2 separate regions of the Homo sapiens genome follow, and region 1 is linked to region 2. A link is a loop called in an ENCODE intact Hi-C map of the cell type or tissue named here. Cell type or tissue: CD4-positive, alpha-beta T cell. All regions are shown on one strand. Each heading gives the region's core, and the rest is flanking DNA. Links, peaks and the distances in the headings are about the cores only.

Region 1 (16,619 bases), core at 3,616-11,615, 47 kb after region 2:
GGCCTGGGTGACAGAGTGAGACTCTGTCTCAAAAACAACAAAAAACAAAGTTTGAAAGACACTGATATAGAGGAAGCGTTATGGTTCTGTTATAGATGAGAACTCCAGAAGCCCTAACTGAGCCACATTGGAGAACAGCACCAGACTGTGAAGTCTCTGGGCTGTGGTTTCACAAATGTCCCCAGGCTCCAATCCCAGTGCCTCCCTGCATGGTACATTGGCTCCAGGGCCCTTTGCTTGGCCCCACTGCCCACTGCTGCTGAATCCTTCTGTCTCCCCTGCTGCATGTGAATCTGGGTCTCATGGTGGAAAAAATACGTGTTTTGGGCTCAGCTGGACCTGGGTGTGAAGCTTAGTTCAGCCCCTTACTTTACAGGTGAAGTTATGAAGCTATTGTGATACTCTATTGCCTCTTTTGTAAAAGTGGGGGAAATAACACCTATTTCATAGGGTTGTAATGAGGATTTAAAGAATATATGTCACCTCCAATCAAGCTGTATTCTACTTCTAGGAGCTCATCTGTGGAAGTACTCATGTGCACAGATTCACATGCATGGATGGTTGATTGCAGTCTTATAAAACCAAACATCTGGAAGGAGATTAAAAAGCTAATAAGGGGCAGGCATGGTGGCTCACCCCTGTAATCCCAGCCGAGGCAGGTGGATCACTTGAGGTCAGGAGTTTGAGACCAGCCTAGCTAACATGGCGAAACCCCATCTCTACTAAAAACATAAAAATTAGCTGGGCATGATGGTGCATGCCTGTAGTCCCAGCTACTCAGGAGGTTGAGGCAGGAGAATCACTTGAATCTGGCAGGCAGAGGTTGCAGTGAGCTGAGATTGCGCCACTGCACTCCACCCTGGGCGACAGAGTGAGACTCCGTCTCAAAAAACATATATAAAAAATAAAGGATTGATTTATTTTTAATTATGACATAGCAATATAATGGAATACTATGGAGCTATTTAAAAGAATGAAGTATACCTAGGTCTACTTATATGGAAAGATATCTGCGTCACTGCTTAGTGGAAAAAAAACAAGTTGCAAAATCCTGACCCCATTTTTTTTTTTTTTTTTTGAGACAGAGTCTTGCTCTGTCGCCCAGGCTGGAGTACAGTGGTGAGATCTCAGCTCACGGCAACCTCCGCCTCCCGGGTTCAAGCGATTCTCCTGCCTCAGCCTCCTGAGTAGCTGGGATTACAGGTGCACACCACCATGCCGGCTAATTTTTGTACTTTTAGTAGAGACGGGTTTCACCATGTTGATCAGGCTGGTGTCGAACTCCTTACCTTGTGATCTGCTCGCCTCGGCCTCCCAAAGTGCTGGGATTACAGGTGTGAGCCACTGCGCCTGGCCTGATTTTTTAAAAATACATAGATTATGGACATGCATAAAGAAATCTATAATACCATAAACGTGGCTATCTTTGGGAAGTAGAATTATGAAGGACTTTAGATTTCTGTTTTGTAAAATGTTTTATTTATTATTTATTTTATTTATTATTTATTTATTTATTTTGAGACAGTCTTGCCCTATTGCCCAGGCTGGAGTGCAATGGTGAGATCTCGGCTCACTGCAACCTACACCTCCTGGGTTCAAGCCATTCTCCTGCTTCAGCCTCCCGAGTAGTTGGGATTACAGGTGCCCACCACCACGCCCAGCTAATTTTTGTATTTTTAGTAGTAGAGTTTCACCATGTTGGTCAAGCTGGTCTTGAACTCCTGACCTCAGGTGATCCGCCCACCTCGGCCTCCCAAAGTGCTGGGATTACAGGCGTGAGCCACCGCACCAGCTGTAAAATATTTTACAATGAGCATGTGTGACTTTCATATTCAGGAAAAAAATTTCGCTGAAAACACACACACACACACACACACACACACACACACACACACACACACACGTATATGTTACCTAGCATAGCAGTTCCGAGTAGTTAGTGGTTGTTATGAGAGTTCCACTTCCAGCGTGGGTGCGCTACATCTTTAAATATTCCTGTAGCAATGAATAGCCACTGTGCCTAGGGTTTCTGTGTGAATACATACCCTCTTTTTTTATTCTTGATAGATTCATTATTTCAGTTGAGGCCTTGTTCTCTTTTCTTTCATTAGCTTTAATCAGCAGGCTCGGGGCACCTGTCACAGGGGATGCCATCATTCATTTTAATTTTTAAAATTATAGTAGCAATTTAAGCTCATCCTAAACATGAAAAACAAATCTGCAGTTAGTAAAGTAAAACCTTAAAGTCATCAATTTCACCATGCCTTTCAGTCCCACTACCCAAAGATGGCAGTGGTTCAGTGTATGGTCTTCACAGCTTCTGTGCATATGCAAATGTGTGTGTGCACTTGTTTTTTATTTGTCTTTTGAGACAGGGTCTCACTCTTGCCCGGTCTGGAGTGCAGTGGCACAATATCAGCTCACTGCAGCCTCGACCTTCTGGCCTCAGGTGACCTTCTCACCTCAGCCTTCTGAGTAGCTGGGACTACAAACATGTGCCACCACACCCAGCTAATTTTTGTATTTTTTGTAGAGACAGGATTTCGTTATGTTGGCCAGGCTGGTCTTGAACTCCTGGGCTCAAGCAATCTGCCTGCCTCCACCTCCCAAAGTGCTAGGATTACAGGCATGAGCCACCATGCCCAGCTTGCATTTGTGTTCTTGTTGCACCAATAAGATCATGAAGCATATAAAAAAAGTCTTTCCACAACAGAGATTTATATATACTATGTCTTTTTTAAGAACTGCATAATATTCTACTTTGTAGATGTAATTTATTTCACCATTCCCTTATTGACAGAATTTTCACTATTGTTAGCAGAGCTACAAAAATACTTTTACCTATATATTTGCACACTTCAGTGAGCAGATCTGTAAGATAAATTCCTACAGGGGAACTAGTATTGGTCAAAGGGTATCCATGTGGATAATTGTTATCATGTTGCACTGACTTACATTCCCAGCAGTACATGTATGAGTTCCTTTTCCCCTACACACTTTTACCTGCACAAGTTGAGTATTCTTTACACAAAATGCTCAGGACCAGACATGTTTCAGACTTCAGATATTTTAGGATTTTGGAATATTTGCATATACATAATGAGATATCGTGGGCATGGGACCCAAATCTAAACATGAAATTCATTGATGTTTCATATACACTCTATACAGGTAGCCTGAAGGTAATTTTATGCAACATTCTTAGTAATTTTTGTGACCCATCACAAGAAGTCAGGTGTTTTAGAAATTTTAGAAAATTTTGGATTTTGGGTTTTCAGATGAGGGATGCTCAACTGTATTGTGTATTATATATTATTGTCTTATTATTGCTTTTATTTGTTATTATTTTTAAATCTTTGGTAATTCAGTATGTGAAATAATGGGTGTCATTGTTGAATTTGAATTTTTTTCATCAGACTGAAGACATCATTTCTTTATTGCCACCATCCATTTGGAAATGTTATGCACATTCTGCAAATCCAATTGGAAGTCTGGCCTAGAGTTTGGTTAGATGGTGGCAGGGAAATAATATGCTTAGAAACGTGGTCCTGGATAGAATGTTGAGGAAAAGCAGAGAGAGAAGATGTGTGTGGGAGACAGATTGGATAGTGGCATATTTTTTTGCATAGAAATCTGTTAGCTGTATGGCTGCTGTTTCAGCATCCCTGAATCCGCCTGGCTGAAATGGGCCATCTATCTATTCACCTTTGTTCACAACGATAGAAATCGTGTCCAATATTCTCTATGTGCTTTTTCTCACTGAAATCTGGCATCATAATGACTCAGCATCTGGAGGAGCCAATACAAGTGAATCAAGTTTGCGTTCATCACCCAGCAGTGCCTCGTATGCCTAAGGGATTTCATGGAACTTCATTTCAAAATCATAGTTTGAAATGGTCATGTTTCAAACAACTATAAAGAAACTTTAAAATGTGGCAAAATGTGGACAGGGCCTTAAATGTAGGAAGAATGTTCAGATAACTTTGCAAACAGCTTTTTGGTGATAGCTCAGTTACTTCTTGCCTCATTAGTTGTCCTTGGTTCATAGGACATCCGTGACCCAGCATAAGTCAATGATAAAGTTTGTTCCAATACACATTATTTCTCCCTTTCAGAATGAGTGGCCTTGGCAGATGTGAAACCTCTCTGAGCAGGTAATGTCCCTAAAGGGGGCACGCAGAGAGACTGTGCAGGGTCACATTGTGATGGAGATGTGGGTAAAGAAACTCACAGACACCATTGCCTTTTCCATCATTTAGGATGTCTTTACTGCTTTCTTCATTTCACCATCCAGAAATACCGAATTATAAAGGATGTGATTCTTTCTGACTACCCAAGACATCCAAAATTCAATCTTTTTTTTTTTTTTTTTTTTTTTTTTTTTGAGACGCAGTCTCGCCCTGTCGCCCAGGCTGGAGTGCAGTGGCGCGATCTCGGCTCACTGCAAGCTCCGCCTCCCGGGTTCACACCATTCTCCTGCCTCAGCCTACCAAGGAGCTGGGACTAGAGGCGCCCGCCACCACGCCTGGCTAATTTTTTTGTGTTTTTAGTAGAGACGGGGTTTCACCGTGTTAGCCAGGATGGTCTCGATCTCCTGACCTCGTGATCAGCCCACCTCGGTCTCCCAAAGTGCTGGGATTACAGGAGTGAGCCACCGCGCCCGGCCCCAAAATTCAATCTTATGCAAACTTCAGTTGAGGATGTTTCCCCTGATTCTTTCGCAGCTTCCACATCCCAGTAGTTCTCCGTTTTTAACTTATCAGCTGTTCTCTATGGATGTCATGCCTTGAGATGTTATCTTCCAAACACACAGCATACACAACTAACTCATTGTTTCTCTTTTTAGAAAATTAAGCAAATATGTATATAACTGCATATGCGGGCGTCTGGTCAACCAGAGGCAACAAACGTGACCTCACAAGTTTGTGTAAACTCAGTCAAAAGCAAGGGAGCGCAATACGGTAGTCCTTTTATGGGTTAATATGATCTCACCCTCCCCCCACCACAGTAGTGATCTTTCTGTTCCTCAAAAGGGAAGGGCCCTGGGCTGGGAACCCCTTCAGTTATCCCTTCTGAATGGTACAAATCTCCTTCATCCCATCCCTCTGATGGTCCCAGTTGGTTGTGGTTGGCCATGAAAGAAGGTAAATGGCTCAAGATCACTGCACCTCATTCCCCACCTGAAAAAAGACATTTCATATTTACATTTTGCTGGCGATGGGAGCCCTGAGTCAAAACCTGTACGTAGAAAACAGCCCAGGAGACGGGTTGCCTGGTCACTGGCGCTGCAGCACACCGAGTTCCCTGCTCTGGGTCAGGTTGTTAAGACCGCATGAGGATGCGCTGCTGTAAAAGTGCCTGCTTTTTCCAATTTAGGTTCACCAGAGTGCATAAATCCACTGACAGCTCTCTTCAAACAGTTGTTCTCAACTTTAAATAAAATTTTGAAATAACACCTGGTTTGCCTTTTTAAAATTTCAATTTTAAAAGAGACAGGGCAGCAGGAGGGTATAGATTAGGGGGCTATGGAAGGCATTCTACTATGGGGGGAAGAGCACACATCTTTCAGAGTTTGACTTTGAACCTTGACTTCACTAAACATTTGGCTATATGACCTTGGGAAGGTTATTTTTAAGCTTTGATTCCCTTCTCTGGGAGCAGGAATAAGACTCCTTTGGAGTCTTGTGGACATTTATGAATAATAACTTCAGCACAGCATAGGGCTGGGTGTGGGGTCAGGGCTGAGTAAAGGTGAGCTTGCCCATCTCCTCTCCATCTCTTTTTGTGTCACACTGTATCGGCGCCTTCTGTTTCTGCAGTTAAGGGCAGTGCTGGATGTCGTGGTGATGCTGACCCTGAGGAAGTGACAGCCCACTTTCTCAGGGGAAGTGGTGGCATAGACACAGGCAATCATATGTCATTCATAGAAGCAAGTCCCCAGCCACTGTGGACCACCGACATCTGAGGAAGGTGGGAAGAGGCTCAGAGGTAGGAGCTACCACCCCAACTCAGGCGTTACTCACCGAGCTACATGGCAGTCTCAGGGTGGGGACAAAGGTCAGGGGGCCCACCATCCCGAGAGGTTCCTTCCTTGGTGAGCTGACAGGCCAGCTTCTCCCTGAAGTTTCTTACAACTGAAGTTTCAGTTCTGGCAAACAGACTACGGACCTAAGTCCTAGGCCCAGCAACTGCCTTCCCAGGCAGGTCCCATTCCATTTTTGAGATCACTGCTCCTTCTCAGCTTTCTCGCCCGCCTCCCTGGAGAGAGAAGGTTCAGCACCGGATGCACAGCCGCTGCGGCCCCTGCTCTGTGAGGACTCTTGAGCCTCTAGCGGGGAATGACCCATGCTACTTGTTAAAAGGCGGGCTCGGCCCCTCCGGGCTCCTCCTGGCCAAGGAGCCTGCGTAGCTGCAGGATGTAAAGCCAAAGGCCATCAGAAGGATGTGTGGAAAACACTGCGGTTAGGAATGAGCAGACATTCCTAATGGAGCACGGACCTCAGGCTGATTGTGATCTGAGACAAAACAGTGCCAAGTGCTGCTAAATCATTAGAACACTTGTGGATAACAGCAAGAGAAATAAAGACACACAGACTCTCTCACAGGAAGGCTCTGTGGTATGGAGAGGAGCTTTGGCGACAGAGGGCAGAGGCCCCTTTCTGGTTGTCTTGGGACAAGTCATTTAGTGATGGTGGAGCTAGGGCTCGTGGTGGCAGGCTTGCTGTCTCCCCATATCAAGGTCTTGCTGTGTGCCAAGCACTGTCAGGTTCCTCGTAGACGTCATGTCCCAATAGCCCTATGAGGCAGGCACTGTGATTATAGCAATTTGATTTTAATTTTTTTTAGGTTATCTGGTGAGGTTGCAGATCTCTCTGGATGAAGAATCTCAGACTCAGAGGTGAAATGATATGCAGGCAGAACCAGTCTCACTGTTCTCTGTCTTAATGTCTCTCAGCCTTCATTTATCATCTGCAAAATGGGAATAAAAAATACAATCTCATAGAGTTAGAGAAATAATGAATAATTCACAAGTCTGTGGTATATAATATGTGTTTGGGCCAGGCGTAGTGGCTTGCGCCTATAAACCCAGCACTTTGGGAGGCCGAGGCAGGCGCATCACTTGAGGTCAGGAGTTTGAGACCAGCCTGGCCAACATGGTGAAACCCCATCTCTACTAAAAATAGAAAAATGAGCCAGACATGGTGGTGCATGCCTGTAATCCCAGCTACTCAGGAGACTGAGGCGTGAGAATCACTTGAACCTGGAAGGTGGTGGTTGCATTGAGCCAATATCATGCTACTGCCTTCCAGCCTGGGCATCAGAGCAAGACCCTGTCTCAAAAAAAAGAAATAAAAGTTGTTAGATGTGGGTTATTTAATGTTGCATATTGCCTTCCAATTTTAAAAAAAATTGCCAGGCTGAGCACAGTGGCTCATGCCTATAATCCCAACACTTTGGGAGGCCAAAGCGGACAGATCGCTTGAGCTCAGAAGCTCCAGACCAGCCTGGGCAACATGACGAAACCCCCATTATATGGTTAGGCTTTGTGTCCCCCCACAATCTCATCTTGAATTGTAATCCCCACCTGTCAAGGGAGAGACCAGATGGAGGTAATTGAATCACAGGGGCCATTTCCCCATGCTGTTCTTATGGTAGCGAGTGAGTTCCCGTGAGACCTGATGGTTTTTTTTTTTATGTTAATAATGGAGTTTAATATTTTGTTTCTGTGCAATCTTATGAAATACAACTTGTTTTATAAGAATTTTCAACAAAGTATTAGTTTCCTTTTGCAAAAAGTTATTAGTTTGCCATTTAGTAGCTTTTAAGTATGTTGAATTTTTTTACATAATTAAGAACCTCAATATTCTTGTTATCAAAAACATTTAGTGAGTACCTCCATGTGCAAAACAACTGGGCTAAAGAGTCATAGGACAGAGCCCTACTGTCAAGGATCTTTGAGTCTGTCTTGAGAGATACTTTATTCTTTCATCTCTTCCTTTGCTGTGGTTCACATCTGATGTCACAAAAACCAGTGGGGGTTGGGAGTACGCCAAAGAACAAGAATACTGAGACATTTTGCTGCAATATTTTGTGCATCCCTAAAGGCCATTTCTAAATAACAACAATGGTGATGACAACAAAATTACACCTGTCATTTATCAGGAACATACAATGTCAAAGCACTGTGCTGAATGATCATTTATCTTTAAATGATCAGATGCTTTCAATGATCATCCAGTTCTTCCACCTACTCTCTGAGGTTTCTATTCTTATTTTTGCCATTTTATACATGGAGTCTGAGCTTAGAGAGATTAAGAAACTTCTATTATTTTAATAGTTAGCAGAGTTCGGATTTAAACTCAATCCTGTTAGACTTCAAAGCCATATTTGTAACCATTTTACTATGCCGATTTGTTCTGTCTGGCCTACAAATAAGAATGTATTTGTTTGTTTAATACTTATTTGTTGGATATCTACTATGTGATAAAAAAACAACGCATATATAACCACAGGCAAGGTTCCAATTAAGAAATAAATCTTAGGAGGGGCCTGTGGTGAAATACAATGTGACCAAATCTTTATATATCTTTTCAAGTGTATAAACTGCAGATGGTTACAGACATAAATATTGGTAACTTCATATACCAGTTTCAGTTAGCCAAGTCTGTTGAAGAATTTCACCAAATTATTATTATTATTATTATTATTATTTATTTTATTTTATTTTTGAGACAGAGTCTTGCTCTTGTCACCCAGGCTGGAGTGCAATGGCACGATCTTGGTTCACTGCAACCTCTGCCTCCTGGGTTCAAATGATTCTCCTGCCTCAGCCTCCCAAGTAGCTGGGATTACAGGCACCTGATGGTGGTTTTATAAGTGTTTGGTAGTTCCTCCTGCATTCATTCCCTCTCCTGCCGCCTTGTAAAGAAGGTGCCTTGCTTCCCCTTCACCGTCCACCACGATTGTAAGTTTCCTGAAGTCTTCCTAGCCGTGCTCAACTGTGAGTCGATTAAACCTCTTTCCACCCAGTCTCAGGCAGTTCTTCTTTTTTTTCTTTTTTTTTTTTTTTTTTTTAATATACTTTAAGCTCTGGGATACATGTGCAGAACGTGCAGGTTTTATTAATAGGTATACATGTGCTATGGTGGTTTGCTGCACCCATCAACCCATCATCTACATTAGGTATTTGTCCTAATGCTCTCCCTCCCCTTGCTCCCCACCCCTTGACAGGCCCTGGTGTGTGATGTTCCCCTCCCTGTGTCCATGTGTTCTCATTGTTCAACTCCCCCTTACGAGTGAGAGCATGTGGTGTTTGGTTTTCTGTTCCTGTGTTAGTTTGCTGAGAATGATGGTTTCCAGCTTCATCCATGTCCCTGCAAAGGACATGAACTAATCCTTTTTTATGGCTGCATAGTATTCCATGGTGTATATGTGTCCAGCAGTTCTTTATAGCAGTGTGAAAATGGACTAATACACCCCCTCTCTACAAAAGATACAAAAAAAACAGTGGGGGAATGGTGGCACTCTCCTGTAGTCCCAACTACATAGGAAGCTGAAGCAGGAAGATTGCTTGAGTCTGGGAGATTGGGGTTGCAGTGAGCCAAGATGGCACCACTGCACTCCAGCCTGGGCAATAGAGTGAGGCCCCATCTCAAACAAACAAAAAAAAAGGGCCCAACAAAAACAAATGCCAAATGAAGCACCAGATGGTACAAGTAGCAGCTGCTGTAAGCAAGATGAGGGGATAGGCTGAGCATGGCTTACGTGTGAAAAGGACACTGGTTCTTTCAACCACACCAGCATATGCAGAGAGTGGGCCCTATCCTAATATCATTTTGTTGTACAAAGAGTGGTAACATCTTTTGGACAAATCCTGAAAAAAAAAACTTGGCTTCAGTAGATAGATATACCACATGCTGATTAACCTATCTCACTCTGTAACTCCAATAAGATTTTATGGTCCAGTGATTCGAAGTTGACTTTTCCTAGCAAAGTAGGAAAGCTTTATTTAGAGGCCTTTTCCCTTGCTCAGCCAGGGTTGAGCAATGTGCAGAGTTTCTTTGACTAGGAAGGAGTGGTGCTGTAGCACTTAACCTCCAAGGAGATTATTTCATAAAATATTGATTTTTATGCACAAAAAGGAGATAGTTCATGAATAGAAAATGTAAGCGTAAGCAAAATTTTTTCAGTTCTCTCAGTTCATAAACACAAAAAGTAATGAATCCTGTAACCAAGGCTGATGTCTACTGTACCTGCTGGGAGATAGGCAGAGCTAGAAAGTCATTCTTCCCCAATGTTATAACTACAAGAACTGTTGTACCAAAAGTAGACCAACCTGGATGGTACAGCCATTTCCTGTAGGCTGTGAAGGCAAGGCTATAGAATTTGTTGCAAGTTGGGCCAGGCACAGTGGCTCACGCCTGTAATCCCAACACTTTGGGAGGCCGAGGTGGGTGGATCACTTGAACCCAGGAATTCTAGACCACCCTGGGCAGTATGGCGAAACCCTGTCTACTAAAAATACAAAAATGAGCCAGGCACGGCAGTGCATGCTTGTAGTCCCAGCTACTCAGGAGGCAGAGGTGGGAAGAATGCTTGTGCCTGGGAAGTGGAGGTTGCACCACTGCACTAAAGCCAGGGCAATAGAGCAAGACCTTGTCTCAAAAAAAAAAAAAGACTTTTAGACTTGTTTGCCTTCATAACCCAAGCTATAACTGAGCCTTTTCCCAATATCACATCCATCTTACTGAGCTGCTGCAAACCAAAAATATGGTTTCACTAGCTATTGCTGTCTTGCAGATGCCAGTAGCCATGCCATATCACCTAAAGTGGTGTTGTCATACTATGTCCTGACAGCATTTCTGCACCCAGTCCTCCCCCTCCCCAGTTTACCTCTAATTCGTCATCACTCTTGACCTGACTCTATCACAGTTAGGTAGCTATCCTGGGGTTGGAACAGCCCGGAGGGGTAAAAAGGCAATGGTCTCAGAAACTAGAAGCGAGATTATGTCCAGGCACAGTGGCTCACACCTATAATCCCAACACTTTAAGAGGCTGAGATGGGAGGATCACTTGAGCCCAAAAGTTTGAGACCAACATGTCAAGACCCAGTCTCTACAAAAAATAAAGAAGTTAGCTGGGCATGATGGCATCTACCTGCGGTCCCAGCTACTCAAGAGGCTGAGGTGAGAGGATCACTTGAGTCCAGGAGTTCAAGATTGCAGTGAGCTATGATCATACCACTGCACTTCAACCTGGGTGACAGAGCAAGACCTTGTCTTGCCCAAAAAAAAAAAAAAAAAGTATCATAATTATGTTTTAACTCACATTCTGTCACTAAGCTATCTTGAGCAAGTCAGTGAATTACTCTTAATGTTTGTTTCATTGACTGTGTATAAGGAATGTTGATAAATGTTGCAAGGATCAAATGAGAAAATGCAGGTGAAAGTGCTTTAAAAATAAGTGCAATGCCATAATGAGTTATAAGTTCACACCCACTAAGATGGTTCTAATCACAAAAACAGATAATAACAAGTGTTGGACAAGTATGTAGAGAAATTGAAACCCTCATATACTGCTGGTAGGATTGTAAAATGGTTCCTCTGCTTTGGAATACAAGGTGGCTGTTCTTCAAACAGGTAAATATTGACTTATCCTGTGATCCAGCAGTTCTACTTCTAGGGATATACCCAAGAGACGTGAAAACACGTATCTACACAAAATCTTGTACATGAATGCTTATAGCAGCATTATTCATAATAGCCAAAAGCAGAAACCACTCATGTGTCCATCAACTGATGAGTGAATAAATAAAATGTGATATATCCATGCAACTGATATTATTCAACAATAAAAGGATATGAAGGGCTCATATACTACAACATGGATGAACCTTGAAAACATTATGCTAAGGAAAGGAAGCCAGTCACAAAAGACCACATATTGCAATTCCACTTATACAAAATATCCAGAATAGGCAAATCTATAGAGATAAAAAGTAGATTAATGGTGGCCAGGGGCTTGGAGTCAGGGGAGGAATGGATACTAACTACTAATTGGTCCAGGATTTCTTTCTGGGGTAATGAAATTGTACTAAAATTGATTATCAGTACATTCTCAACATACTAAACTCCATTGAATTTTTCATTTTAAGTGGGTAGATTGTATGGTATGTGAATTTCATTTCAATAAAACCGTTCTGGGAAAAAATAAGGGCAACACAAAGGCCATTGATAATAATACTGGGTTTTCAGCAAATGACCAAATGGAACTGAACTCCAGCAAAGATCAGTTCTGGGCTTGATTAACCTCTTACCAACATGTCTGAAATTCAGGACACATAATGGAAGAGGTCTCACAATCTGCTTGCCAGGCCACAGTCGTCATGTCCATGAACATCAAAAGCACTAGTGTCCAAACTTAGAAAATGGGTATCAGTTGCCTGGAATAAAATCCCAGAAGGAAGAGTGAAGCGCTCCTTTCCTTCCTGGGAACCAAATGTTTATGGGAAAAGAGGTGGGGAGAATGATAAATCATCACGTGCTTGCCAATAATCTTCAAGCAGGAATCAAAAATAGGCAAGCAAAGAGCCCAGCCCCAAGAGCTTTTAGTACTGTTGGATTCTCTTAAGAAATGCTGCATCACCAGTGCCCTTGGTGGCACAGAGGACGATACTGAGTGAATAAGCAGTGAAGCAGACTCTGAGTCAAACAAGTGATTCACAAGGCTGAGATTCTGAATGAGAAGACAATTTGGGAATTTTATTTTATTTTATTTTATTTATTTATTTATTGAGACGGAGTCTCACTCTGTGGCCCAGGCTGAAGTGCAGTGGCCTGATCACAGCTCACTGCAACCTCCGCCTCCCAGGTTCAAGTGATTCTCGTGCCTCAGCCACCCAAGTAGCTGGGATTACAGGCATACGCCACCACACCTGACTAATTTTTGTATTTTTAGTGGAAACAGGGTTTCACCATGTTGGCCAGGCTGGTCCCAAACTCCTGGCCTCAAGTGAGCCGCCCGCCTCGGCCTCCCAATGTGCTGGGATTACAGGTGTGAGCCACTGCGCCCAGCCTATTTTTATTTTTTTTGAGACGGAGTCTCACCCTGTTGCCCAGGCTGGAGTGTAGTGGCCCGATCTTGGCTCACTGCAACCTCCACCTCCCAGGTTCAAGTGATTCTCGTGCCTCAGCCTCCAGAGTAGCTGGGATTACAGGCATGTGCCACGATGCCCAGCTAGTTTTTGTATTTTTAGTAGAGATGGGGTTTCACCGTGTTGGCCAGGCTGGTCTCGAACTCCTGAGCTCCAGTGATCCTCCTGCCTTGGCCTCCCAAAGTGCTGGGATTATGGGCATGAGCCACTGTGCCTGGCCAAGAAGACAATTTAGGGATATTTTAAATCCATTTATTTTGCCTATATTTTCCTTTTTATGTATGCAAAAGAGTGTTAAATATTTTAAAAATCTAAGTCTAAAAGAGCAATTTCAAAAAGTATAAAATGGTAAGTGATAAGGAAGCATCATCTCATAGTTTAGTTTAATTAAAGGAACATTTTTCCTTTCTAAGGACTGCATAATATAATGCTGCATCAATGGGCTTACATTTGATCATATTTAGTATTTATTATGAAAGATAGTTCTTGAGGGTGGCAGGAACTGTTTTCTAAGTTCAATGTGACATCTTTAGCTGCTATGTTGATTTTTTTTTTTTTAATTGATGGAGTCTTGCTTTGTCGCCCAGGCTGGAGTGCAGTGGTGCGATCTCAGCTCACTGCAAGCTCCGTCTCCTGGGTTCACGCCATTCTCCTGCCTCAGCCTCCCAAGTAGCTGGGACTACAGGCGCCCGCCACCACGCCTGGCTAATTTTTTTTTTTGTATTTTTAGTAGAGACAGGGTTTCACTGTGTTAGCCGGGATGGTCTCGATCTCCTGACCTCGTGATCCGCCCACCTTGGCCTCCCAAAGTGCTGGGATTACAGGCGTGAACCACCGCGCCCGGCCTTTTTACTTTTTTTTTTTTTTGAGACAGAGTGTCACTCTGTCACTCAGGCTAGAGTGCAGTGGTGTGATCTTGGCTCACTGCAACCTCCATCTCCTGGGTTCAAGCGATTCTTCTGCCTCAGCCTCCCGAGTAGCTGGGACTACAGATGTGTGCCACCACGTCTCCCTAATTTTTGTATTTTTAATAGAGACGGGGTTTCACCATGTTGGCCAGGCTGGTCTTGAACTGCTAGCCTCAAATGATCCACCCGCCTCGGCCTCCCAAAGTGCAGGGATTACAGGCATGAGCCACCGCATCCAGCCTGAAAATTATTATAGCATAATTCTCACTACTCAAGCATTGAAATTTGTTGACACTTATTCCAGGACTGTCTAGAGAATGTTTATTTGGGCTGGGCACAGTGGCTCACACCCATAATCCCAACCCCTTGGGAGGCCAAGGCAGGAGGATCATTTGAGCCCAGGAATTCAAGACCAGCCCCCATCTCTACAAAAATAAAAATAAAAATAAAATAAAATAAAAAATTAGCTGGGTGTGGTGGCATGTAGCTTTTTTTTTTTTTTTTTGTGGTCCCAGCTACTTGGGAGGCTGAGGTGGGAGGCTCGCTTGAGCCTGGGAAGTTGAGGCTGCAGTGAGCCATGCTTGTGGACACTGTGCTCCATCCTAGGCAAGAGAGTGAGACCCTGAATCAAAAAAAAAAAGGTTTCTATGAATGTTAAGAGCTGTGTGCTATCTATTGCTCCCTTACTCTGTGTCAGGCACTGTGCTAAATGCTCTTCAAGCATTTCTCATTGGCACCTAACAATAATAATATGTAGAAGGTATAATACAATTTCTCCTATTTTACAGAAGAGGAAACTGAGGTTAAGGAATATTAAATAACTTTCCCAGAGTCCTTCAGCAACTAAATGACAGAGCTAGGACCTGGATCTGTCTGACTCCAAAAGATCATGCCCTCGATGTTCTGCCAGGACACCTTTATGGCTGATCTAAATTGGGTCTTGAAAATCACAGACAATTCAACACAAAGGGAAATAGGAAAAGACAGCTGGATATAGAAGTGTTTTGTTTTGCTTGTTTCAGACAAGGTCTCTGTTGTCCAGGCTGGAGTACAGTAGCGTGAACACAGCTCACGGCAGCCTTGAATTCCTGGGCTCAAGTAACCTTCCTACCTTGGCATCTCAAGTAGATGGGACTATGGACATGTGCCACCACACCCAGCTATTTTTTTATTTTTATTTTTAGTAGAGATGAAGTCTCGCTATCTTGCCCAGGCTGGTCTTAAATTCCTAGGCTCAAGCGATCCTCCCACCTCAGCCTCCCATAAGTGTTCGGATTACAGGCGTGAGCCACCACACCCAGCCAGATATAAGAGTTAGAAGGCAGTTGCAGACTTCTGGTCTTTCTCTGACTACACTAACAGTCAACTTGGCCAGCTCTGGGTTTTCCATGTTACTCGATGGAAGTCAAAGCAAACACAAGTGAGAATCTACAGTTATAGTTTCCAGTGTTCTCCTGTAAATTCTGCTGGTGAGATATAAAATAAAGTTTCTTTCACATTGATTGTCCCAGCATTCTGGGTTTTTTTGTTTTCTGATTTTTGGTTTTTGTATGCTGAAATACCCGTGGAGAGAACTACAGAGGATTTGAGATGCAGAACCAGAACAAGCATAACCTACAGCAAAATCCCAAATCACAGAACTTCAGAGCAGAAGGCTCTCAGAGGCCAGGCGCAGTGGCTCATGCCTGTAATCCCAATACTTTGAGAGGCCAAGGCGGGCGGATCATTTGAGGTCAGGAGTTCGAGCCTGGCCAACATGGTGAAACCCCATCTCTACTAAAAATACAAAAATTAGCCAGGCATGGTGTAGTCCCAGCTACTCTGGAGGCTGAGGCAGGAGAATCGCTTGAACCCTGGAGGTGGAGGTTGCAGTGAGCTGAGACTGTGCCACTGCACTCCAGTCTGGGTGACAGAGCGAGACTCCGTCTCAAAACACAAACAAAAAGGCTCTGAGAAATTGGTACACATTAAAACCACCTATGCAGCTTTTCCCAGACAGCTGTTGAATGAGAATCTCAGAGCAGGTTGGTATAAGAACTGCATTCTCAGTGGTTCTCAAAATAGGCTTCCTGGACAGCAGCTTCACATCACCTGGGAACTTGTTAGAAACGCATATTTTGGGGGTCTCACCCCAGACCATTGGATCAGAAATTCTGGTGGCAGGGGCCAGCAACCTGTACTTTACCAAGCCTTCCAGGAGGTTCTAAAACCTGCTAAAGTTTGAGAACCACTGAACTAGACCAAGAATTTGGATAGGATTCTAAGGTCATTCCTTCTTTTTGGAAGTACATCACAGCTCTATTTCAAATTCAATTTCTTCACATTCGAAATACTTATTTTCATGTTTTATATACTTGGAACTTTTTTTTAGCATTTATGTATTTAAAAGCACAAGAACCCTAGCCTAAAATTCTGAACCTTATTATTATTATTTTGAGACTGGGTCTCGTTCTGTCACCCAGGCTGGAGGGCAATGGTGTGATCACAGCTCATTGCAGCCTCGATCTCCCAGTCTCAAGTGATCCTCTCACCTTAGCCTTCCAAGTAGCTGGGACTAC
Region 2 (16,619 bases), core at 5,018-13,017:
CCTGATGCTGAGTTCACTTTTAGTGCCCATTTGTTCACCCTCACCTCTATTTTCAGATTATATTCTGTTTGCCTTCTCTACCATGATACAGTGATTCTATCAGATAATCATAAAACACTTCCTTCAGTAAGTCCTGGGACACTTTTACCCCCATATCTCCCTACCTTCCCAGAAAGTCTTGAGACTTACTGAAGAAAGAAATCTTTGCCAAGGAGAACCAGGTATAGAAGCATGGTTACTAAAGATGAAATGCATAGCTGAGCACTTGTTCACAAGGGGAAATGGACTCAAAACTTTTCCTGCAGAAAATTCTGACTTTGCCTGCAGGTGTCTCCCTCCTCGTTAAGATGGCCTTCTATCAAAGCAAGAGTCCTGATTGGGAACCCCAATTTCCATTATATTAGTAGATGATCAGCTTTACCACCTGCTGGTCTAACTTCTAATACTTGTGGTTCTGTTCTTAATCAACAATATAGAATACTTGTACACTCCAAGGATCAGCAAACTTTCTGTAAAAGGTCAGATGATAAGTATTTTAGTCTTTGTTAGCCATGTGACCCCTGCCCCAACCACCCAGCTCTGCTGCTGTAGCGCAAAAGCAGCCATTGACAGTGTGAAAATGAGTGGAAATGACCGTATTCTAATAAAACTTTGCAAAAATGAGCAGCAGGCAGGATTCAGCCTGTGGGCCATTATTTGCTATCCCCTTCTCTAGCCTTTGTTAGACAAACTGTTAGTCTGTTCAGCTATCATCAAAAGCTGGGCTGAGAAAAGTGCTATTTATGGAATATGATAAGAAGGGCCCACTGTATGCAGTGGATCTAGAGCAGATTATAGATCTACTCTAAGTAATCTAAGTTATAAGAATCACTTTCTGGATCTGATTCCCTCATTTGTTTGTTAAAATTCTTTTTTTTCTTTTTGTATTAGGCAGGTAGACCTACTGCTGTAAGTCTGCTTTGTCTACAGTAGAAATGCCAAATAGGCTGGCATGGTGACTCATGCCTGTAATCCCACCTCTTTGGCAAGAGGATTCCTTGAGCCCAGGACTTCAAGGTTATAGTGAGCTATGATGCACTCCAGCCTAGGTGACAGAGTGAGACCCTGTCCCAGAAAGAAAATGCCCAGTAGGAAGAATGGCCTCCTATAGCTCCTGATTTCAAGGAAAGGGTGTCTCAATTCTAACGACCAATGAGGATTAGCTACATGGAAAAATACAAGCAGTGGATAAAGACAAGCTATTGAGCAAAACATGATAGAAATTCTCAGAAAGGCTTATCTTTGCTCTTTCTTGCCTCTTTATGTATCATTCTAGTCTCCAATTTTATTCAACTAATAGTTATTAAATGTCTGTTACGTGCAAGGCATGGTGCTATGCATTGTCTCCTGCGAATATCCTTCTATTAGAAAAAAATGCCTGATATAAATGATTGGTATCTGTTTTCCTGCCATATATAGTCCATTCCCTGGCATGTAGGAGATGCTCAATAAATATTTGTGGCTAAATTAATATCTCACATTATAAATCAATAAATTTCTTTTTTTTGGTAAATTGCTCTCCTGTGAATTCCATTATCATGCATCAGTGGATGAATTTTTAAATAAAACAAGCCATAGCTGATGTCTAACTGTGAGCCCAAGGTGATTCCAGATAGCCTGGGATGTCTAATGATTTTAACAAGATTACCAAATATCTTTTTCTTTCTCGTAGTGCCACATCCAGCACTTTAAGTTAAATAAATGCAATATAGGGATTTAGGAGAAAAGAAGTGAGGGCTAGAAACAGGCAACTATTTGCTGGCTAACAAAGCAGAACTTATATTTCTTTTTGAACACCTACTAAGTTCTTGTTTCTGATGTTGCACTAGAACTTTTTAAATGGAAATACTGTGAAATTGTAGTTATTTATATTTACAGATGCAAAACTGAATTGAAGAGAGATTAAGTAATTTATTTGAGGGAAGCCCTGATTGTCTCACTGTCTCTTTGTATCAGAAATAAAGTTGTGGTTTAGGAGACTGATAGTTAGCCTGGTGTCCTATTTCTTTCGTCTTAAGTAAGATTGTATATTCACTTGTATTATTTGTCATTTTCTCCCAATTGAGCGACTTCATTATTGTACCAGATGAACATGACTTTGTAAATAAGTCTTCATTCATTTTAAGCAGTAGTCATTTTTTATTTCACTGTAATCTATCTTTCTGAGATGCCAGCAATGACCTTTTAACCCCAGTTAGTATCAACTATCAATGTAAGCACATTTGACTGAAGAAACTAATTTTTAACTCTCTTATGTGCCAGGTACCATGTTGTTATCATCATCATTGCTAAGATTTATTGAATAAATACTAAGTGCCAGGCATTTACGTACGTTCTCTTATGTATTCCTCACAATACTCTGTGAGGAAGATCCCATTACTGTCCTCAGGGTGACTTTAGTGAGGAAACTAAAACTTGTGGGTAAGGTTAAATGTTTTGTAAAGTATCAGAGCAAGCTATGATATGAATTCAGTCTATCTAACACATTTACTTTTCACATCTCATTTAATCTCCCCAAAATGCTTCATGGTAGACTTATATTATAGCTGAGGTTATTACGAAAATAATAAATTGTACTAAACTAAGAAATGACCATATGCAGTGTTTTCCAAGCCTCTTTTAAAACCACGTTCTACAATGGAACATGCGTTTTACATTCCAGTCCAATATACAGGTACACATGTGTGTGACAGAAACAAAAATTGTGCCCTGTGATTTTTTTACTATCCTCTTTTTCATAATGGATCATGGCCTATAGCGTGAAAAGTGATGATATAATGTGATTCTGTCTTCAGTATATATTTTTAGTATGACAGTATGATATACAGTAAGCCAGAGTTTCTTCTCACTTTTTCTAGCCATTCCGTTCATTAACTTATTTAAAAATTACAAACATATCAAGTGTTTATTATGTCTCAGGTACAGTTCTAGTTCCCAGGACATACAAAGATGAGAATGATTCCGTCCTTGCCCTTGGATTCAAATGGGCAAGACAGACAAAATTATAATAACTTGTGGTAAGTCCTGTGCTATCTGTGTGAACAATGTGCTGTGGAAACAGGAGCAAGCAGCTGATTGCCCCAGTGGATATCTAAGAAAGGCTTCATTAAGGAGTGACTTATGAAATAGGTCATATGGAATGAATGAGAATATCCCAGGCATAAGAGAGAAGGGCATTCCTGACAGAATGAACTGCATATGCAAAGTCAGGGAGGTTTGAAAGCGTTGAACTTGTTCCAGCAACAGTAAGAAAGAAGTTTAGTGTAGCAAGAGTATAGGTATATATAGAGAAGTGAGGTGGAGCCCATTGAAGACCTATGCACCTTGCTAAGGAGGTTAGACTTTCTTCTTATATGGTGAGAAGCCCAGAGAGGTTCCGAATCTAGGATATGTAAGATAGGATATATGTGCTTTAGGATGACCATTCTGTCGGCTGTTTAAAGGATGGTGTGAAGAAAAGAGAGATTAGAGTTAGGAAATCCTTTGCATTGCTTCAAATGGGAAATAAGGACTTCAACTAAGACAGGAGTGATGGGTATGGAAAAGATGGTCTAGATTCCAGAGCTCAATTCCATTCAGTTTGTGGAACATTTACTGACATTTACCATATAGCAGGCTGCTAAACACTGTGATACAAAAAAAAAAAAAAAAAAAAAAAAAAAGAACAAGAACTGGTCTCTGATCTTGAGTTTTCTGTCTAGTGGGGAACAAAGACACACCAACAGGTCACTTCAGTATGATAATGGTTAAGTGTCATAATAAATAAAGGCTTGCAAAAGGTATGAAAGGAGCAAAGATGGGTTCATAACCTACACTAAGGTTCATAAAGCCTTCCTGAGAGGGAAACTTCCAAGCAGAATCAAGGAGAATGAATGGGAGCTGGCCAAGGGAAGCAAAGGGCAAGGACGTTGCAGGCAGAGGGCTGGGGAGAGTCTGCCTGAGGGTCAGGGAACCACCAGGAACTGCACGGAGTCTCTTGCTGCTTACCTCCATGTGGATGAGGAGTGACACGAAGGAGCCTGAGGTTGGAGTGGAAAGTTCACCTGTGTTCCTGTAGTGGAACTTGGGGATTCATATGGAGCCTCTAAGAAATGCTAAGGAAGCTTGGACTTTATCCTGTTGATGGTGGGGAGCCCACTGAAGTGTTTTAAAACATGAGGATGATGTGGGCAGCCTTGTGGCTTAGGTGGTTTATTCTGATAACGGATGAGATAATAGTAGCTCACTTTTCGTTGAATGCTTATAATGTGCCAAGCTGTGTTGTAAGCATTATGCATGTATCGCCTTGTTGAAACAACCCTGCTATTATTAGCCTCATTTCACAGGGAGGTTACTGACACACAGAGAGATTAAGTAACTTGCTCAGATTTACACAGGCAGTGGCAGAATGAGGACTTAATCCGCAGTGATCTGACTCTAACCCACAGTGATACTGCTAGGTAGGTAGATGTGAGAGAGTGGCTGGACTCTAGGGAAGAGAGGATGATGAGCTACTCTGCGGTAACAGAGAGAAGGTCACTGATGAGTCAGCTTGGGCTGCCACAGCAAAATACCACAGACTGGGCGGTGCAAGCAACAGAAATTTTCTCACAGCTCTGGAGGCTGGAAGTCCTCCAGGTGCTATCAGGATTGGGTTTTGGTGAGGACGCTCTTCTGGGCTATATATGGCCTTTTTTTTTTTTTTTTTTAAAGAGACTGGGTCTCATGCTGTCACCCAGGCTGGAGTGCAGAGGTGTGATCATAGCTTGCTGCAGCCTCAAATTCCTGGGCTCAAGCCATCCTCCTGCCTCAGCCTCCTGAGGAGCTGGGACCACAGGTGTGTACCACTGTGTCTGACTATTTTATTTTCTTGTAGAGATGGAGTCTCACTCTGTTGCCCAGGCTGGTCTCAGACTCCTCTCCTTGAGTGATCTTCCCACCTCAGCCTCCCAAAATACTGGGATTACAGGTGTGAGCCCCTGTGCCCAGCTCTAGTCTCTTCTTATAAGGACACTGATCCTATCAGATCAGGGCTCCACCTTTGACCTCACTGAACCTTAATTACTCCTTAGAGGTCACGTCTCTAAATACAGTCACATCAGGGATTAGGACATATGAATTTGGGGGAACACAAATATTCAGTCCATGACAGCGACAATTCTGGAGAGTATTTGAAGATAAAATCAGCACAAGTTGGTAATCGATTTGATGTGGGGAGTGAGGTGGAAGGAGGAGTTTAGGATGACTCTCAGGTTCTCACAAAGATGCAGAGGAGGGGCAAGCCTGTGGGGTGAATGAACAGCAGTTCGGTTGAGGTTACTGTAGTTCAGCACTTGGAAAGCTTCCAGGAGATAGTTGCGATGCTGATGTGGAGAGAGGCAGCGACGTGTGTGGATGGCAGTGGAAGCCACAGGCTGGGTCACATCACCTAGGGAAAACATGTAGAGTGAGAAGACATGTAGGACTGCCAAGATGGAAAAATATTTACGAGGCAAGCAGAAGAAAGCAAAGGGAGACTTAAGAAATAACATACCTTTATCCCTGAACCCAAAGGAAGAGAGAATTCCAGGCAACAGGGAGTGTTTGACACATTCTGCGGCCTCTTTGTATCAAATTTGTATTCTTAGGTGAGAAAAGGGAACAGGCTTAGAATCATAGCTTTTTATTGCCCAGTAGGACCAAAAGAGATGATTTTATAATTCTTTATTCTACAAACAAGGAAGCTGAAGCCCTGCAAAGCCTTGGGATTTGTCTCTTTCATGGTACAGGCAGGAGTAGAATTTAGGTCTCCCAAGCCATTTGACTTCAATCCAGCGCTTTTTACAATACATCAAATAAAATCCACCATTGTGGGGTTTGAAAATTGGGTCTATGTTATAAAAAAAATTACACTAAATGGAGAAAGAAGCATTCAAATTTTATTTGTATATGCATTTGGGGAGAGGAAGACATAGTATAGTATAGAAAATGTCAAAGACTTTGTCTCAGAGGAGAGAATACCAATGTTGGCCTTGATGGTGATGATGAGATTGACTAGTGGAAGAGGGCCTAGAGACAGGGATTCTGTCCTTACCATATTCACAGTGGAAATGGCATGTTACCAGCGGCTCCTGTTATGTCCTGAGCACACTTAAAACGAATTTTTTTTAGAGACAGGGTCTCACTCTGTTGCCCAGGCTGAGTGCAGTGGCTTACTGCAGCCTCAAACTCGTGAGCTCAAGGGATCTTCCTGCCTCAGCCCCTGGAATAGCTGGACTACAGGCAGGTGTCACCATGCACCTAAGCACACATTTTTAAATGTGACTCTGTCTTATGTTTTTTTCCTATCATTGACTAACCCCACATTAGATACATAGCAGTACTGTATTATTAGAAAATTAATTTTAAGTCAGTACCTTATTACAGGCTTGAAACTGACAAACTTCATTACTTGGGGAGAGGAGTGGGTTCTTTTACAGGATTTCAAAATTGCCTTCAGCCACGGAGACTCCCTTAAGTGAAAATTTCTGTCAGTAACAGACAGTTTATCTTAGAATTCAGTTAATGGAGTATGTATTGAGTATCTACTATAAATGAACCACGATGTTGAGCACTTCAGGAGGTATTAATGAATTGAACAGAGTCCCTATGTAAGACATGTATGGCCTGTTGCTAGAGTGAAGGAACAGCGTCATATGAACCTTTAGACTCACAAATATTTTAATGGGGTCAGCGTAGTCAATAGGGCCAGTACATCCTCATCAGTACTTACTGAAAATATGAGCTGACTTCGAGCTGTATTTCTCACTTTCAAATTTTAAAAAACACAAACTGAAGCAAGTTTAACCACCATCATGGTTTGTATGTTAATTGCTTTCTTGTTTTTACTAACTACATAAGCATGAACTTAATATAAAAGGCTACTATTTTTTCATTTTATAACTTTATGGCATGAAAATGTATACGCTGACACTTAAAATAATAAACATATGCACACCATGCAGATACTTTTACTCGGAGTTTATATTTTTGGTAGATTTTAATATATCAATTAAGATAAAATTATACAGAATAACTGATTCCCCAACAGACACATCTTTAGTACGAGGCCATTAATAGAATTTTTATGTAGTATATGCATATTACAAAGAGTACATTGTATGGAAAATAAACCAAGCTAGATTCCTGGATTCCTAGCATGGTTTATTTAATGCAAGTATTAAATTAAAAAGTCTGGTTAGCATGCAGTTAGCATCATAAAAAGAATTTCCACATATGACTATAGTAGTATACATTTCTGCAGTAAGGACAGCCCTCTACAAAATTATGAAGTATGTAGGTATCTTGGCACAACCCATAACATTTTTTATTCCAAATATGAGAATTCTTACCACTGAAGGCATTTCATGAAAAGTTGGATCCATAATTCTCCACTAGTCAAGACTTTCAGTAGAATGAGCACCTTATTACATTCATCTTTATTTTCCTATTTCCTAGCAGGGTCATGGAAATTAGCATATTCTCAATGAAAGTTGATAAATGAATGCATTCTGCTAAAAGTAAACATTGAGAAGAAATTTTTACCGTCGATTATGTTGCCATAGTGCTATTATCACAAGAGAATTCATTTAGCAACCATTTATTGAACATCATCTATGGTAGACAGTGTGTTAGCACTAGGAATACAGAACTTAATAAGATGAGCCTTCCAGCAGTGGGATTGGGCAACAGTGGATGCAAGAGGCAAAAGAACTTCAAACAGTTGTGATAAAGAGGAAAGATAGTAATGCTATCAGAGAAATATCTACAAACAAAATAGTGTTATGCTATTAGAAAAATACAGAGTGCTGTGGGAGCCCAGAAGAGAAATTAATTCCAGTTGGACGTAGGAGTGTTTGTCAGGATTTCATATGGGAAGTGGCTTTTGAGTTAAACTTTGAATATCTCACTGGCATCTTGGGCATCTCAAATCCACTGGGTCTATACTTGTGTTCATCATTTATTCATCATTTTCCCCTTCCACCCATTCATCCCCAGCTTGCATGTCTGATAGTCTTGAACATGATTATTGATATTGCCGTTCACTGCTGGGTCCTTCCTTTTAGAAAATGCTAGATTAGGCCGGGTGCGGTGGCTCACGCCTGTAATCCCAGCACTTTGGGAGGCTGAGTTGGGTAGATCACTTGAGACCAGGAGTTCCAGATCAGCCACGGCAACCTGGTGAAACCTCGTCTCTGCAAAAAATACCAAAAAAATTAGCTGGACGTGTTGGCGCATGCCTGTAGTCCCTGCTACTTGGGAGGCCGAGGTGGGAGGATCACCTAAGCCCATAAAGTTGAGGCTGCAGTGAGCCATGATCGTGCCATTGCACTCCCACCTGGGTGGCACAGTGAGACCCTTTCTCCAAAAAAAAAAAAAAAAAGAAAATGCTAGATTCATTTGACTCCTTTTCTTTCCTCTCCAGTATTTATTTGGTCACTTTAGTTATGTGAAGTTTTGAATAATTTCCAATTTTTTACAAATTATATGGTTTGTATGTAATGAAAAGCTTATCAAAAATGTTTCAGTTTATCAGTCTACTAATCAAATATTTTTAAACTTTTAAAATTATACACAGAAATGTGGTCCTATTTTGAAACAATTCTCTCATTTTTTTCACATTAAAAAGTTCAATTCTGATTTCTAAAAATCAGAAAATCATAAAGAATTTATTATGGAGAAGCTATCCTGGTGTACAATTATGACAGTATTTTTATTTTAAATGATACTGTCCTTCTAAGAATGTGTTTCTGTCAATTTGTCCTTATCTCTACAGAACCCTGAAATTGTAGCACTACTGTAGTGTTTCTAGAGAGTAATACGTTTCTGCTGCCATTTGGAGGAGCCTGCATCACAGAGTAATGAGTTGAGTCTGACTTACAAAGATGCCTCCTTTGCAATTCAGACCCCCCAGAAGAATTTGCAGTCAAATTCCTATAATTAATGAGTTGTGTCTTCTAGATTCCTTTAAGTACTACATCTAATGGAAGTTACAATTATAACTTAATTATTTTAAATAGTAGAGATTCTGATGGTGTGCTTACACCACTGAAACAAAAGATATTCTGAAAACTGAAAGTGAAACTGTCAGCCCTTGGCATCTGTAGTTAACAAACTACTCAAGAGTTTTGTTGCTAGATATCTAGATAATTGTGAGAATAAGCCAAGAGTGTGGGAGGCTTGCTTTGCTCTTCAGATGAAATGGCTTAAGTTTTGCCAAAATCCCTGAAGGGTAATCACGGTCTCTTTTAATCCCAAGTTTCAGATAATACCCACAAATAACTTATTCTTTAGAGTGGTCTTTGGAATTAGAGAAAGCAGAAATGTATTAAAATGTATTTCATTCACTTTGTTCCTGATCCTTACACCAGGGTCAACGGAGTCACTAAGAATTAGCAAAGTTCATTGGTAAGAGATTTACCCTTCTGATATCTTGCTCTGGTGAAATACTAGAAAAATGTCTTAAGAAGTAAAAGGCAGATGTGAGAGTTAAAGGAAATTTCAGTTAATTAGCAGAGTTGCATTAAAATAATCTTACCATGGATCATGAAGTCTTGAATTCTAAATTTGCCTTTGCTGGTATAATCCTAATTAGATATTTTACTTAATTTTTGAAATTTCATAATAAATAACCCAGCTTCTATCAACAAAATGAAGACTTTGCATTTAGAATTGCCTTCAAAATGCAATCAATTCCAATGTCATTACAAAATGTAACTGAACGGTCTCTGAGAGCTAAGTTGAACACTTTATCTCTGAGATGTCGTTGCATTCTATTGCAGTTATTTTCTGACATGTGTGGGGGAAGAAAGGTATTTCCTACTTTGAGCATTTATCAACACACTTACCCTGATACCCATGAACAGTCCCACCTCTGCCTGGCATTGTTTTATACTTGCTGTTGTCACATTCATTCTTCAAGTTTTAACTCAAAGTCAGTTCTTTGAAGTCATGCTTACTCTCCCATCATGAACTTGCAAAATTAGGCCTGAAGCTATTTTATTTGCTCCCAAGTAATATCTGCTATTCAGGTATATATCAACACAGAAATTGCCTCAGGTGTAGTCTCACAATGTAGACAACTGAGTTTATCATACACCAAATTTACTAAAAGCAAATATAAACATACTAATCCATTAAATTATTTTAATATATATACGAAACTCATTATAAGTGTAGGAACGTAAATATTATTATTATACTATAAAAATATAAAGTAATACTTCTAAAATACATATACTCTTCATTTGTTAATCTTCCTTAATCCTGAACTATTTTCATTTTCTGCTTAGGTAATCTTAGTTTTCTGTAGATTCAGATGGATTTAAATGTTTTTTGTAAACCTGCTTGTGGCTTCAAAACCACTAGGCACTATGCCAGCTATTAAAAGTAGATTTTTATTCTACAGCTTAATTGTCCATAATAAAACTTGGCCATTTAGGCTGGGTACGGTGGCTCACGCCTGTAATCCCAGCACTTTGGGAGGCTAAGGCGGGCAGATCACAAGGTCAGGAGTTCAAGACCAGCCTGGCCAGCATGGTGAAACCCCGTCTCTACTAAAAATAAAAAAAATTAGCCGGGCATGGTGGCACATGCCTGTAGTCCCAGCTACTTGGGAGGCTGAGGCAAGAGAATCACCTGAACCCGGGAGGCGGAGGTTGCAGTGAGCCAAGATTGCGCCACTGCACTCCAGCCTGGGCGAGAGAGCGAGACTCCATCTCGGAAAAAAAAAAAAAAAAAACCATTTTTTTGCTAATCCTGGAAGAGGACTTTCTCACACTCATATTACTTTTTTAAGTTGTCAAACTTTCTACATTGTTTCTTGTCTTACCAAAATCAAAATAAAACAATACAGAATAAAATGACTATATATATCACAAATTTTCTTGTGATTGTGCATTCCTAATCAGAATAAGATTTTTCTTCCACCTTCTAGCTACTCTTATTCTTTTAAATTTGAATTTATGAAAATATATGTAATGAATGCACACATTTATTCATGAGCCTGACTTTTGAACATGACTATTTTTAAAAGGCCTATGATACTATTTTTTGAGAATTGATTTATGTGAAAAATCTTACAAGAATATGAAAGTGAAAGCACATTAGGTAATATATTTAGAGAATTGCCTTTATTTAAGAAGAAGGAATTGCATGAAATTAGAACTCCCCCAGAAAATACAGAATATAGAACCATCATCTCTATGGAGTGTGGCCCTTATCTATTTAATGGTATCTTGGTAGAGTGCTTAACACAGGGGCACAAAAAGATGGCCATTTAATAATAGCTTTTAATAACCAGGAGATGAACTTCCTTTGATATGAAGAAGTAACCAACATTACGCTTTTATTCTCATTGTTCCTAAGGGTGTAGGAAGCAGAGCATTTAATACAGTGCTTAAACAAGAAAGCTGCACACAAAATCAGAAGTGTACCATGTAGAAAGATGATTTACAAAAGCTCAATTACATGAAGGATATGTAAGTAGACCCCTATGTGTCAGCGTGTGGATGCAAATTGATAAACACTTACTGAAATTGCTTGTCAGAAAGCTAAGCGATCATAAAGATGCAGAAGTTCAAAGTGAAAAAGTCATCTTAGACTAAGTAAAATGAGAATCCCGTTATGCATTAAGGCAGTTTTGCAATACCTAAAAGTTTTCACTAGCATTTGGAAAGTCATAAGTGAATTTTGTAGAGAATGAGAACTTGAATCATTATTACTTTCTTTCTTCTTTATTTTTAATAGAGAAAAGGTCTCGCTATGTTGACCAGGCTGGGCTTAAACTCCTGGCCTCAAGTGATCCACCCATCTTGGCCTTCCAAAGTGCTGGGAGTAACAGGCATGAGCCATTAGTGTACTTGTTTAAGCAGAGCGAGGCTTCCAGGCAATGCCTCAGACTTCTTTTTCCCTCCTACTCTCTCGTGAGTCATCAAAACCAGTGTGCTGTCCTTCACTTACAAAGAAATCGCTGTTGACCCATCAAGGGGGAATGCACTGGGTTTGTAATAATCTGTTCTGCTTTCTCTCGTCTTCCTCCTACCAAAGCCCATGCATTTACAAACTTCTAGGCAGGCTAGGGAACTGTTGCTGCTGGCTGTAGATCAGGATTGGCATCACCAGACCTAGAGATAAAATGCACGACCTCTAGCCTCATGAACACAAGCACTGATTCAGGTTATAAAGTATTTACATTTGATTTTGGTGTCTTAAAGCCTTCTTATTTACATTTTTTATCTAATCTTCCCACCTCTACAGTTTTCTGCTGCCTAGTAACTTATACTTCTGCTCTTTATCCATGAGAGCGCACTCTGGGAAAGGTGATATAGGAAAGAAGTTGATGTGATTAAGAGCAGGGGCTTTGGAAATCAGACTGAGTAGCTCGAGGCCTGGTTCTGCTACTTAGTAAATATGTCATCTCAGACAAGTGACGCACTTATGAACATTGTCTTCTCAGTGTTCTCATCTATAAAATGGGGATAATGCCTACCTCCCAGAATCCTGTAGAGGTTAAACAAGGTAATGTATTTAAGGTGCCTAGTACACTGCCTAGCATATACAAATGCATACTAGACAGCCAAAATGAAAAAGGAACTAGGCTTGTTTACACTAAGACTGGTGCATTTAACACAGGGATAATGTCTTAGCCCACAAAAATTCACTTTTTTGACAGGATATAAAGACATAATCTCTAGTTATGGAATGAGAAACAGTACACAGTTGGTGGAAAGAGGCCAAGTTTGAAATGGGCCTGTCCGAGCACTTTTATAATCATATAATTCATAGGTACATGCCTGTGTTGCTTAATGCAGAACTACAGACCTTTAACAACTTCTTTTTGCTACGTAAGACTTGGCTGTGTCCTAGGATGAAGGAGTCTAGCTCTGTCACCCAGGCTGGAGTGCAGTGGCATTCACTACAACCTCCACTTCCTGGGTTCAAGCGATTCTTCTGCCTCAGCCTCCTGAGTAACTGGGATTACAGATGCACACCACCATGCCCAACTAATTTTTATTTTTAATAGAGATGGGGTTTCACCATGTTGGCCTGGTTGGTCTCAAACTCCTGACCTCAAGTGATCTCCCCGCCTTAGCCTCCCAAAGTGCTGGGGTTATAGGTCTGAGCCACCACGCCTGGCCCTATTTTTATTTTTTTATACTGTGTATTAGAGTCCTAATACTGCCATTGCCATAACAAATGACACACAAACTTGGTGGCTTAAAACAACAGAAATTGATTCTTCACAGTCCTGGAGGCCAGAAGTTCTGGAGGCTGTGAGGGAGAAATCATCCCATGCATCTCTCCTGGCTTCTGGTTGTAGACAGTCCTTGGCATTCCTTGACTTGTAACTGCATCTATGCTTCCTGCTTCACAAGGCCCTCCCCTCTGTGTCTGTCTCACAGTTCCCTCTACCTTTCTTTTGTAAGGACAAATGTCATTGGATTTAGGGTCCATCCTAAATCAGGATGATCTTATCTCAAGATTCTTTATTACATTTACAAAGACCTTTTTTTCTTTTCTCCTGAGACAGGGAGTCTGACTCTGTCACCCAGGCTGGAGTGGGGTGACATGATCATAGCTCACTGCAGCCTTGAACTCCTTGGGCTTGAGCAGTCCTTCTGCCTCAGCCTCTCAAGTAGCTGGAACTTCAGGTGCATGCCACCACACCTAGCTAATTTTTTATTGCTTATAGAGACGGGGGTCTCAATATGTTGCCTGGGCTGTTCTTGAACTCCTGGGCTCCAACGATTCTCCCACCTTGGCTTCTCAAAGTTCTGGGACTACACATGCACACCACTGCACCTGGCCCCATTTTTCCAAATAAGGTTACATCCACAGTTTCCAGGGTTAACACATGGACATATCTTTTTGGGGGACCACCATTTGGCCCACTACACACTAGGTAAGAGAGAAGAACCAGAATCTGGAAAAATGGGAGGATGAGCTGGTATGGGAGACTATACATCCTGGAAGATTCCACCCAGGGGGAACACTAGAGCTTCACTGCCCGTATGTTGTCATGGGACCATTGAAATTAATTTTCTAGGTACAATTAATCAACTGCCCAATGGACGAGTCTTCATCTTTAGCTGCAGGAGCACAGCAGTTGGGATTTGCCTAATTGTCTTCTTCAAGTGTGTCAATGCTGTTTAGTTCCCAGGACTTGCTAACTACATTTGGGTAAAGAGCAAGCAAGAGAGCTAGAAGTTCCTTCATGTGGTGTGGGCCTGGGAGCCGTGATGGAGTGTTCTAACAAGAAAGAGCTGTAGAAGATTTCAGCAGCTATCAGTATGTTAGCCCCTCAGTTGCCTCACCACCAGCACCCTCTTTTCAGCAGGCATTTACTGGGCCTCAAGTGTGTGTGATTAGAAATTTGGTTAACAGGCTGGGCGCAGTGGTTCATGCCTGCAATCCCAGCACTTTGGGAGGCCGAGGCGGGCGGATCACGAGGTCAGGAGTTTAAGACTAGCCCGGCCAACATGGTGAAACCCCATCTCTACTAAAAGTACAAAAAAATTAGCTGGGTGTGGGGGTGCACACCTGTAATCCCAGCTACTCGGGAGACTGAGGCAGGAGAATTGCTTGAACCAGTACCCAGGAGGCGGAGGTTGCAGTGAACCAAGATCATGCCACTGCACTCCAGCCTGGTGACAGAGTGAGATTCATTCTCAAAAAAAAAAAAAAAAAAATTTGGTTAACAAGTGAAATCAGTGGTTAACAAGTTTTAAAATAAGGTTATATTCTGGACATTTTTGGTTTTTCTTTGAATGGAGCACTGGAAATTGACTACAGGGGCTGAAAAAGGAAAGACTAAAGAAATCATCTAATTTTATTCACCACAGTAGTTTGACTTGTGACCACAGAAAGAACAGTGCTAATACCAGGGCAATTTGCCTGATTCTTGAAACTAGTAACTGTGCCTAAAATAGTTTGGAATGGTAGTTAGCTCGAGAAAATCCAGAGTGGTAGAGAACTGTGACTTTAGGATAAATTTTTCTACCAACTTGCATAGCAAGCTCCCCACCAAAGCAGTGAGTATTGCACAAATTTTTTTAAATCAAAACTCGTGTTCATCAAATCTCTAAACCAAGATATCCTCCACATTAGTTACTACATGATTCCTTTTCGCATTTGTGGTTCTTATCACAGTTTCTATTTAGGTGATGTTTAATTAGCCAATTATTTCAAATATTTCATCACTGCTTACCTTTTAAGGTGCTTTAATTGATTTTTATAAAGACCAAAATTTTGAGGAAGCAAATGACATGATCTAAATGCTGGCTTGGGTGGGTACAATCTCTTTGTTATATAGAATAACTTCTTATTGTCATGGTAAGAAGAGATGAGAATTAAATGCATGGTTTCAAGGAGAAAAATTTGTGGGTATAAATTGGATCGAGATATCATTGCTTCAGAGCAAGGGTCAGCAAACCCAGCCCACTGCCTGTTTCTATATGGCCTACAGGCTAAAAATGGTTGTTACATCTTTAAAAGGTTGGGAAAAAATCAAAAGAATATTTCATGACACATGAAAAGTTTATGAAATTCAAATTTCAGGGTCCACAAATAAAGTTTTTTTGGAACACACCTATTCATGTATGTATTGTGGAGGGTTGCTTTTGCCCTACAGTGGCAGAGTTTATAGCTGGAACAGAAACCATATGTGGCCCAGAAACTCTAAAACATTTACTCTCTGGCCCCTTACAGAAAAAGTTTGCCGACCACTGCTGTAGAGCATGTGTTTGATAAAATTGCTGATTTTTGAAACTTAGTACTGTATAATGAGAACTTGAGCGTGTCCCCTTAAGTTCTAGTTTCACCTGAGGAAAGTAGGGACTCACTGTATCAAATATTAATGGCAAAACCACAATTACTTTGCACCAAACTTAGTAGCAGCCAAGCTTCCCTTCTGCGCACCAAGGGTGGAGTACAAGCCCTTGTCAGCTGGGCGATGCTCCATGGTACTCAGAAAATGGCCCATAACCAAACGGGCCAGGCAGGTAAACCACAGTCTGAATAGGACCCTGCCACCAGCACCACTGACAGACATCCAGTGCCACCAGTGCTGGAAATTATTTCTAAGTTGTCCTTGCATCTTTGCAACATAATCTCAAGGGTTGTGGTCCTGGAAAGAATTTTCTGGTTGACCACAGTGCCCAAACCTGCTTGTTACAGATAGTAGGGAAGTGAGGTAGACACTTAACTCACTCTTAATTTGCTGCTTTTCAGCTCATCCCTCCCATTATGATGCACAAAGAGATCTCACTTAAATGAGAAGCACTCCTAGGCAGCCAGAGAGTAAATATCAGACATCTTTTTTGCTTCTTTAAGTGTGGTCCATGGACCAGCAGCATCAGTGCCCTCTGGAAGCATATCAGACATGCAGACCCAGACCTAACCTAATCAGAATTTGCATTTTAACAAGATCTCCAGGTGATTTGCTTATGCGTTAAAAATTGACAAGCAACACAAATGAAGTTCTAATTTGGCAGGATTTCAGGCAGTATTATGAAGTGACAGGAAATATTTAGGCAGTTTGGGCACATATATTTTTGGCCCTGGGAGGTTACCTATAAGCATGA

Evidence for each region. Hi-C counts contacts between places; a loop is a spot of excess contacts. Peaks named below come from ENCODE experiments on the same cell type or tissue, not always from the same donor. Only the 100,000 strongest peaks of a DNase experiment are listed, where the experiment ranks them.
Region 1: a loop joins it to region 2, with 2.1 times the contacts of the local background. A loop is called at or near these places in 2 of 110 quality-filtered maps.

What each region holds. Positions count from the first base shown.
Region 1 is chr13:30,516,794-30,533,412 of GRCh38, reverse strand. It overlaps a transcript of HMGB1 not described here. Among named protein-coding and RNA genes, the nearest start is that of HMGB1, 59 kb to the right of the region's middle. In CD4-positive, alpha-beta T cell, for the core only: no CTCF peak of the experiment used is centred there; a DNase peak (open chromatin) is centred at 8,012.
Region 2 is chr13:30,565,451-30,582,069 of GRCh38, reverse strand. It overlaps a transcript of HMGB1 not described here. Among named protein-coding and RNA genes, the nearest start is that of USPL1, 44 kb to the left of the region's middle. RefSeq lists silencers at 4,271-4,330, 11,884-12,178 and an enhancer at 4,551-4,630. In CD4-positive, alpha-beta T cell, for the core only: CTCF peaks have their summits at 8,816 and 9,021; DNase peaks (open chromatin) are centred at 5,309, 8,879 and 11,979; H3K4me3 peaks cover 880 bases; H3K27ac peaks cover 1,018 bases.